Linked DNA regions of Mus musculus: region 2 is linked to region 1. Evidence: chromatin contacts called from ENCODE Hi-C data. All regions are on one chromosome and are shown on one strand. Each heading gives the region's core, a stretch centred on a gene start or an enhancer-like site at or near the end of the contact. The rest is flanking DNA. Distances are from core to core; before and after follow the strand shown.

Evidence for each region. Hi-C counts contacts between places; a loop is a spot of excess contacts on that map.
Region 2: a loop to region 1 is called in a map of Patski, with 2.8 times the contacts of the local background. The contact joins the promoter of Tpgs1 here to the promoter of Ilvbl in region 1. A Hi-C loop is called at or near these places in 3 of 37 maps with a recorded cell type or tissue (Patski, T-helper 17 cell and regulatory T cell).

Annotation. Positions count from the first base shown.
Region 1 is chr10:78,571,717-78,576,297 of GRCm38, forward strand. Ilvbl (ilvB (bacterial acetolactate synthase)-like) reads left to right here and starts at 3,275. Exons shown (of 15, transcript NM_001359302.1): 1 at 3,275-3,515. The coding sequence starts at 3,381.
Region 2 is chr10:79,666,237-79,670,940 of GRCm38, forward strand. It overlaps Tpgs1 (tubulin polyglutamylase complex subunit 1), which reads left to right and starts at 3,203. Exons shown (of 2, transcript NM_148934.3): 1 at 3,203-3,547. The coding sequence starts at 3,210. Madcam1 (mucosal vascular addressin cell adhesion molecule 1) reads left to right here. Exons shown (of 5, transcript NM_013591.3): 4 at 103-534; 5 at 2,001-2,306. The coding sequence ends at 2,131.

The DNA.
Region 1 (4,581 bases), core at 2,025-4,524:
AAGATTAACATAAGAGGGGCCATGAGATGGCTGGCTCAGGGGTAAAAGTGCCTGCTGCCATGCCTTGAAGAACTGAGTTTAGTCTGCAGGTCTGACATGCTGGAAAGATAGAACAAGCTGTCCTCTGACCTCCACATGTGTACCCAGTACAAAATAAATACAGTAAATAAAGAATTAAACGCTTAACACATAAAAGAAGTCAGTTTGTAGAGGAAATGGGCACGGTGGCCTGCGTGCAATTCCAGCCGCAGAGGATCAAGGGAGGGGAAAGCAGAGCAGGCTCACTGAGAACCAGCTGTATCGATGAGCTCCGGGTTTGACTGAGAGAACCTGCCTCAGTGACTAAAGAACAATGGGGGATGATTCTGGACCTCAACAGTGTACCACATGCATGTGCATCCACACATGCGTCACACACACACACACACACACACACACACACACACACACGCTTGTGAAAATGGAGAAGGAAGAAGGAGACAGACAGGAAGCCTTTACTTACCTGGGTTTTTAACAAACAGAAACATTCTTGAGTAAAGCCTAAGTAACAGTGAATGGAGAGGCAGGGGCTACACAGGGCCATATTTCTTCAGTCTGATCCTTCGAGGGCTCTTTCCTCAGCTCTCTGTCCCACTTCCACCTTTGGGAGTGTTTTTCCTTTGTTAATAATCTGCCTCTATTTCTATTTCTAGTTAAAAGTCCCTGGAATAGTTATTTTGCCCCAGGACATAAAAGCCCGGGATTATATGCTATCTGAGCTCAACTTCATGGCCTAGCACTCCTAAGCATGTGCCTGACACTCTGGGCCTCCTCACTGTTTCTCTGACCTCCATGACTAACTTAAAGGACAAGACTCCTTCTTCATTTCCTCTGGCAGGATTTTCAGCTTGCCCCTACTATTTTTTTCTCCCAAACTCTTAATAAAAATGTCTTTGGGATTCTTTCTGACTCATTTTATTAATGGGACTAAGGACCCCCAAGAAGATACTAAGTAACAAGTCTGACAGCCTCTTCTTTAGGGTTAAATGAATTAAGTGAAGAAATGTGCCAGGAAAGGCTGTGTGCTGACACAGAGTAACTAGTTCATTCTTTGTCTCTGTCCGTCTCTTGGTGTCTGTGTGTTTCTGTCTCTGTCTCAATCTCTCTGTTACTGAGGATAGAATCCAGGACCTTATAAATAAGAAGTAAGGGCTTCGCCACTAACTACATCACCAGCCCAAATACTATCTTTTTATTGGCCCTGGAAATGTAATTGAACCTAAAAGCCCCTTTCAGGAAGTATGTGGTTGATCCTTTTAATTAAGGGCTCTCACTAATAGGGCCGGGGAGGAGTGGCTCCCTGTACTGCTCCTAGAAAGAGAATGGAGTTAGGAGACAGAAGGGAGTAGGGCCAATTTGGAGATAGATGGAGTAATCCAAAACAATTCTTTTCTTAATTTTTATTTATTCACGTTACATCGAGGTTGAAGCCCTGCCCCTAGTCCCACCCTCACAAGTCCCCCCCCCCCCCATCCCCTCCTCTCCTCCTTAGAGAAGGGGAAGCTTCCCTTGGGTACCAGCCCAGCCTGGGACATCAAGTCATTATAGGACTAAGCATGGTCTCTCCCACAGAATCCCGACTAGGCAGACCAGCTGGGGGAAGGGGATCCAATGGCAGGCAGAGTCAGAGACAGCCAGCCCCTGCTCCAATTGTTAGGAGACTCACAAGAAGACCAAGCTGCACATCTGCTATAAATGGGTAGAGAATCTAGGTCCAGCCCCTGCACTCTCCCAAAACAACTCTTATGGAATGGCAGGGAAAAGCCTACCTTGTTTGATTCAAGACGAAATTGGAGGCATGCTCACAGCCAGTAAGCATAAATAATTCATACGGTAGTTTGGCTAAAAATAGTTGAGTAGGTTTTTGTGGGTACCCATGGCTTTGCCTGTGCTAGGCAAATGTTCCATCACAGAACTTAATCAGAGACCATAGTTGCTGAGAAGGGATGGCTGAACGATCAGCTTTAAACAGGGCATTTATACCATGGCTTGCAAAGGTCAGGGAACACCAAGGAAGAGGAAGTGGAAAGAATATAAGAGCCAAAAGATGGGGAGAAAGGCTGTGGAATGCTATCTTGTGGACATGACACAGCTGAAGCGATTGTGATTTTTGGTTGGTCTCTATGCACTCCTGCTTGTCCTGGAACTCACTATGGAGAAGAGCCTGGTCTTGAACTCGGAATGGTGGGAATAAAAGCACATACTATTACACTGGTTTACATTGTTAAATATCCATTGTTCAGGCTTCAACAAATAGCTCAAAACTCTTGGTTACACAGATGGTCCTGATTAAAAGCCAGTCAAAGAAAAAGACATAAATTGGAGAAAGGGATTTGTAAGACAGATCGGAGTTTGTAAAAGGTCCCCAGATGCTGGAAACCTGGAAAATGACTGAACCGGCCTGGCACCAAACACTAGGGAGTTCTCTAAACATCCTGCAAAGCCTCACAGTGGTCCAGGAAGGGGAGGGGCTTGCATATGTTGCGGTCGGGAATGCGGGTTCTGGGGAGCTCGGGTGGGGGGTGTGTCACAGTCCACGCCCGTGGAACGTGCCGCGAGATGGTTCTCGCGGGTGTGGAAGGCGCGGTGTAATGTTAGCCAATTAGAGGCGAGAGAGAGAAGCGACCAATGATAAACGTCTCTTTCGGATAGCTTTTTCAGCGAGACTCCAGTTTGGCGCACGCGCGTCTCGTTGAACTACGGGGCGCTGCAGAGCCAAGTGGGCAAAAGGGGCACCACTCCACACTCCCCAGTCACGTGACCCAGAAGCGGCAGAGTTCCACTGCAGTCAGGGACCTTTCCTATAGGCAAAGGTCATAGGGCCTTGTTTGGGGATGGGTGGAAGGGAGTTCTATGTAGTGGAGCTGAAGGCGCATCCTATTGAAAAGTGACCTCGGCTGAAGGCCAAAGGTCAAGAGTCTGGTGTGTGTGGGGAGGGTGGGGGAGCGTACCCTAGGCTGCGCGATCCGATGGGGGTGTGGCCTTACGACTCAATGATGTAAGCGCGAGGCGGGCTCTCCGCTGAGCCCCAGTCCAGCGTTGAGGAGGGTGGGTTCTGCATGGGCTCGTTAACAGATAGGTAAGTAGGAATTTCAACCTTGTTTCGGTGCTACTGCGATCGCCTTGACCTGCTGTGGCCTACTTTTAGTTTGAAGGTGGTGACGTCAGGGGGCGGACTTAGCCTCACTGGGGCGTGGCTTTAAGTCCAGTCTAGATGCGTCTGTGGGCGTGGCCTGGCAGGTCGGGGAGGTGTGGCCCAGGTCCGGCGGACGATCCTGCTTCCGGATTAGATTATAGTACTAAGATTCTGGCTCTGTGCTTTCTTACTTAGGTTCTGCCTCATGGAAACTTCTGCGGCCGCTGCATCTGCGGGAGGCTTCTTCCCCTCCTTCCTGCTCCTGGCGTTTGGGACGCTGGTGGCTGCCGTGCTGGGCGTCGCTCACAGACTGGGGCTCTTCTATCAGCTGATGCACAAGGTGCTTAGGGTAGAAGGAGGGCTAGGGGTAGGAGGAAGGCACTAAAGGTGTTTCTCCAGCTCATCCACTGTGCAGGTGTGGAAAGCGAGTCCCAGCTAGTCTAGAAGTGGCTGGTTGGGAGATTCTTTACAGAGCTCTGTCCCTTTGCCAAACTGTATATGGGCCTGGACTTTGTAACTAGTACGAGATAATGGGGAAATTGTCGTTGTCTGGACAGCACACATTCTCCGCCTACCTCCATACCCAGGGGCCTGAGTCATTTTAACAGAGCAGGCCTTTTAAACATAGTGAGATTGGTGGGCTGAAGGTAGGCAGGGGAGGGAATGGGCTCTGATAGTAAGCCCTTCTGAGGAACTGTCTTAGCATATTTCGTACCATCTTCACCAAAGTAAGTGCTATAATTTCTGTCCTTGTGCCCACAAGAGGCAAATGATCTACAGAGAAGTTTAGTATTTTCTCTAGATGACAGATTTGGGAAAAGCTGACCCCACAAGTCATACTTATAAACCACTTGTTCCATTCTGAGAAATTCTTGCCCTTACCCAGTCCCTTTTCTTCTAGACAGGGACAGTGCCACTGACCTTGAAGTATGTAGGGATCGTGAAGCTACTGAGGCTTGGATGCTCAGGGTAGTCTGTGCCAGGAGTCACTTCCGTGCTAGGCATATGGCTGCTGGCAGCATGTCAGCTGGACCTGTGCCTCACTAGCAGAGGGAGGCAATAGGCTGGATGGAGTTAGCACTCCAAGTGCCAGGCCCTGCAGGGATACTAGGAAGCAGGCACACATCTAAGCCAGGGGCCTTCTGCCTCTTGCCAGGCTCTCCTGGATTCTCTGTAGATTTAACCTCTATCTCCTTTCTTCTCAACTGGCCCAGTATCTCTGGAGCAGGCATTATAATCTCCAGAGCCACTTAAGAACATAGGCTTTATCTCAGTCTGCTACTTGGTAGGCTGGGGAGAGATGGTCACAAATTCAAGCCCTGCCTAAGCTACATAAGGAGTTCAAAGCCTCGTGAGACCTTGTCCTAGTAAAAGCTGATGATATAGCTCAGTGGTTAGAGTGCTTG
Region 2 (4,704 bases), core at 1,953-4,452, 1.1 Mb after region 1:
TCTTAAGTGATGTGGGAAGGGTGATGGAAGAATTCTGAACCAATACTGGGTTGCAGATGAGGAAAACTGAGGCTACAGGAAGAACATTCATTCTGTTTGCAGTACTACAGAGCCAGACCTCACCTAAGCCCCCCAACACGACCTCTGCTGAGCCCTACATCCTGACCTCATCAAGTACTGCTGAGGCAGTCTCCACTGGGCTCAACATCACCACCCTACCTTCTGCCCCTCCATACCCCAAGCTTAGCCCTAGGACTCTGAGCTCTGAGGGACCTTGCCGCCCGAAAATCCACCAGGACCTGGAGGCAGGCTGGGAGCTACTCTGTGAAGCATCCTGTGGGCCCGGAGTTACTGTGCGCTGGACCTTGGCTCCTGGCGACCTGGCAACCTACCACAAGAGGGAGGCTGGGGCCCAGGCATGGCTAAGCGTGCTGCCCCCAGGTCCCATGGTAGAGGGCTGGTTCCAGTGCCGCCAGGACCCTGGCGGGCAGGTGACCAATCTGTATGTTCCTGGCCAGGTGACCCCGAATTCCTGTGAGTCTGGGGCCCTGGGAGGGAGGGACAAATGGGACTAAAACACTAGCAGGAGTCTGTACCATGCCTAGCCTCAGTTTCCCCATGTTCAGTATGCTTTCCTGTCTGGAGACCTCTTAGAACTCGGGGCACCTTGCAGTCTTTCAGAGACAGGAAGATCCAGTGAAACAAAAAGTGAAAAAAAAATTTAACATTGGTTTCAGATGCCCGGGGCTGACTTCATAGCTATTTAACTTTAGTTTCACATACCCGGGGCTGGCTTCAAACTTGCATCATAGCTAAAAGTGACCGTGATCTTGCCTCAACCTCTTCAGTGCTGAGATAACAGGTGCACACCACTGTGACACATTTTTTTAAATTTATTGTTATACATAAGTACACTGTAGCTGTCTTCAGACGCACCAGAAGAGGGCATCAGATCTCATTACGGGTGGTTGTGAGCCACCATGTGGCTGCTGGGATTTGAACTCAGGACCTTCAGAAGAGCTGTCAGTGCTCTTACCTGCTGAGCCATCTCACCAGCCCATGACACATGTCTTAATGGTTGATTTTTTAAATACGTTAATTGAGTCTGAAGCAACAGATGTCTCAGAAATTAAAGAGTACTTACTGGTCTTACAGAGAACCTGGGTTCACTTCCCATGTGATAGCTCACAAACATCTGTAACTCCAGATTCAGGGAATGTAACCCACACTTTTGGCCTCCCAGAGCACCATGTGTGCATGGTACACATATGTACATCAACACTAAAATAACTCCTGCACATGCAAATAAGACGCCAGGTGTGTTTGCGCATGTCTTTAATCCTAGCACTCAGGAGGCAGAGACAAGAAACGCATAGCCACTTGTAACTCCAGGACCCTGGAGACTTGACATCCTCCTCTGACTTCCAAGTGTACCTGCATTTGTGGCATACACACAGATACACACACACACACACACACACAAAATAAACATTAAAAAAATAAACCTTAAGCCAGGTGGTGGTGGTGACACATACCTTTAATCTCAGAGGCAGGTGTATCTCTAAGTTCAAGGACATCCTGGTCTACAGAGCAAGTTCCAGGACAGACAGCCAGGATTACATAGAAGACTCTTGTCTCAAAAAATCAAAACAAAACAGACAAAAAACAAAACAAAACAAAACAAAACAAAACAAAACAGAACTAAGCTGGGCACGATGGCACACAAGCTATGATCTAAGTACTTGAGCTGTAGAAGAAGAAGGGTCAATGTCAGCCTAAGCTACAGAGTGAGACCGTAATTTAGAAACAAAAGCTTCCCTTTAAGTAGATTCATTCTTCCATGCTGTCTTTGAGTATGTCTGGTTGGGTGGCTGTTTTCTACCCAAGTAGAGGCTGGCTAGTTAAGTCCACTTTTAAACTGTAAGGGCCTATGTATGTTCCCTCTGTGGAGCCCACAGGCACTGGGACTGATGGCAGCCTTTCTCTTCCTACTCTTTCAGCCTCCACCGTCGTCCTATGGATTGGCAGCTTGGTGCTGGGGCTGCTTGCACTGGTCTTCCTTGCCTACCGCCTGTGGAAATGCTACCGGCCAGGTCCTCGCCCAGACACTAGCTCATGTACACACCTATGAAGCTCCATTATGCCAGACTAAAGGAGGCAGAGAGTGACCAGCTGCAGGATTTGGGGCATCAAGATGATAGTGTGGCCTCTTTCCTTGGTGGTCAGCACATCTATAAGTTTCTCCTGACTTCTGGGCTTTTCTGCCTGCTGGCCCAGAGCTAAATAAAAGCCCCGTATCTAGCCACTGGCATATTCTTTCGTACTGTGAATAGGAAGGCTTTGTACATCACCTATCCCTACAGCCAGAGTCCCTGGAGACAGTCACACATCCCAGTTTTCTTTGGTAGGTCGAGCAACAGGATACTAGGCTGGGAAATGCCTGCATTTAACAAGAGTAACTAAGGAGATATCCAGTGGCTTAGAAAAAGTACTTGGGGGGTAACCTGGGAAAACACGAAGAGCGGTATGGATGCCAGACAAGGGAATAAAAAGTATGTCAGTAGATAAAGAGCCAAAGATAACACAGAAAAGGGACATGCGAGGATACTAGAAAGCCACAGCAGTTCAGAATTGCAAAGAGAGCACCCCCCTCTGGTGGTCAGAAATGGTAACAGTCTGGGAAAGGAAGGAATCTGGTGACAACTCCGCTCAGGCACCTTAACGCTCGGAAGGAGACTAAGTGAGGCCAAAAACCCGGGAGAGCCCAGGCCGAGTCTGGGAGCAAACGCAGAAAACGGTTTGAACTCCGCTTTCAGCCCTAGATTCCTGGTGAGCTTTGCGGGGTTTATCTGGTACCCAGGGTGCCTGGTTGCTAGGAGACCATGCTTAGGAAGACTTGCCCACTACCAAGATGGCAAGGTATCGCGCTTCAAGCCAGAAACCAAGCCCTTCCTGGGGGACCATTTTGAAGTCTGGCAAGCTCACAATTCCAGACCGAAGCTAGAAGATGCAGTCATGGAGTAGCAGGAAAACGCACACAGAGAAAGCCAGGGGCACAGGGGGAAAAGGTCGCTTGCGCTTGTTACTATCGAGATTCTCAGAGAGGGGGGCCGCTGCCTCTGCCCTTAACAAAAATGGTCGTCGAGGGAAGGCGCCTCATCGCGCCGTGAATTATGGCGGCGCTTCCGGTCCCGCTGCCCCCAACAAAGATGGCGGCAGTGGAGAAACGGCGGCCGGCAGTAGCACCAGCGGCCAATTTCCCGGACAGTGGCCGGACGTCGGTGTCTCAGGCGGCGGCGGCCGCTGAGAGCGAGGAGGACTTCCTACGGCAGCTCGGCGTGACGGAGATGCTGCGCGCAGCCCTCCTAAAGGTGCTGGAGATCCGGCCCGAGGAGCCCATCGCCTTCTTGGCGCACTACTTCGAGAACATGGGTCTACGCTCGCCGACCAACGGAGGCGCCGGGGAGCCCCCGGGCCAGCTCCTCCTGCAGCAACAGCGCCTGGGCCGCGCGCTGTGGCACCTTCGCCTGGCTCACCACTCGCAGAGGTGCGGACCGATGGCGGACGGGGGTACCAGAACTACAATTCCCGACAGGCCCCGCGCGGGAGCAACTCGCCGCCGGCGCGGGGCGTTTCCGGGAGTAGTGGTCTTTCCTCTTTTCCCGGGTCTGGTCGGCTTGAGGCAGGTTTAAGGTTCTCGGCACGCCTCGCATCGATTTCGCCTGCAGTGTGCGCGGGGTGTACTGGATATTGTGGTCCGGGTAGGAAGTGCTGGGGGTTGTAATCCATCGTCCATCTATTGCATGAGCTTCCAGGTGATTACGGCCTGGAGGAGGTTGCTTTTGAACCCGAGTCCATTTTGCCCTCGCAGCCAAGGGTTTTGGGAGGTCAAGAAGCCCAGCAAGGTAGTATAAATAGTGTGGTGCTTGTCCAGGAGATGGACAGCCTGTGTACTCAGGCCCCAGGCCCCAGACAGAAGTTCCTTAGATGCACACGCAGAGCACAGGCTGGTCTAGAGCCTGACGTGAACCCTGCAGGGAGCTCCGCAGTGGGAGTAGTTCCAGTGTAGGTGACGACTAAGGACGCTTTTTCATTGCATAGTGGATGAGGGAAGCTGATCAGTAGGGCATCATCAGCCAGGGGGTGACCAAATGCCTGAGGGTCTCAGCATGGGAGTGGCTTTCCAAAGGGTGCTTGGAGGAAGACTCAGGGAGGAGAGCAGGGGAGGGGGCCGCAAGGAGGAAGACGTTGGGCAACAGTAGCTCAGGCCTTCCCTAGGGAAGTGAAAGTCCAGAGATCATACATTTCCAGCTGAGCAGACCAGACATCTCTGCACCAGAGGGAAGGGGCTCAGTATCCAAGATGGTAGCCAAGAAGGGAAGGGTGGAGCATGGCGGGCCCATGTGGCTAGAGGGGAGGGGTACAGGCACAAAGGGAGAAAACCAGCGAGAATGTAGACGGACAGTCTTCAGCTAGGACAGCATTGGGGTATGTGAGTGGGAGACTGAAGGTATCAGCAGAGAATACGCACACAAGACCACACCGTGAGGTGCCCAGGGGAGGAACAAACTGCTTACTGGGGGCATCCGGAATTCTCCCAGGGATGAAGAGCAATGAACCTAGGGATTTAAAATAGAAGTGTTTTCTGTGAGTTGAAGTCAGCCTCACCTGAGGATCTGGGGCAAGCTTTGTGATCATGTCACC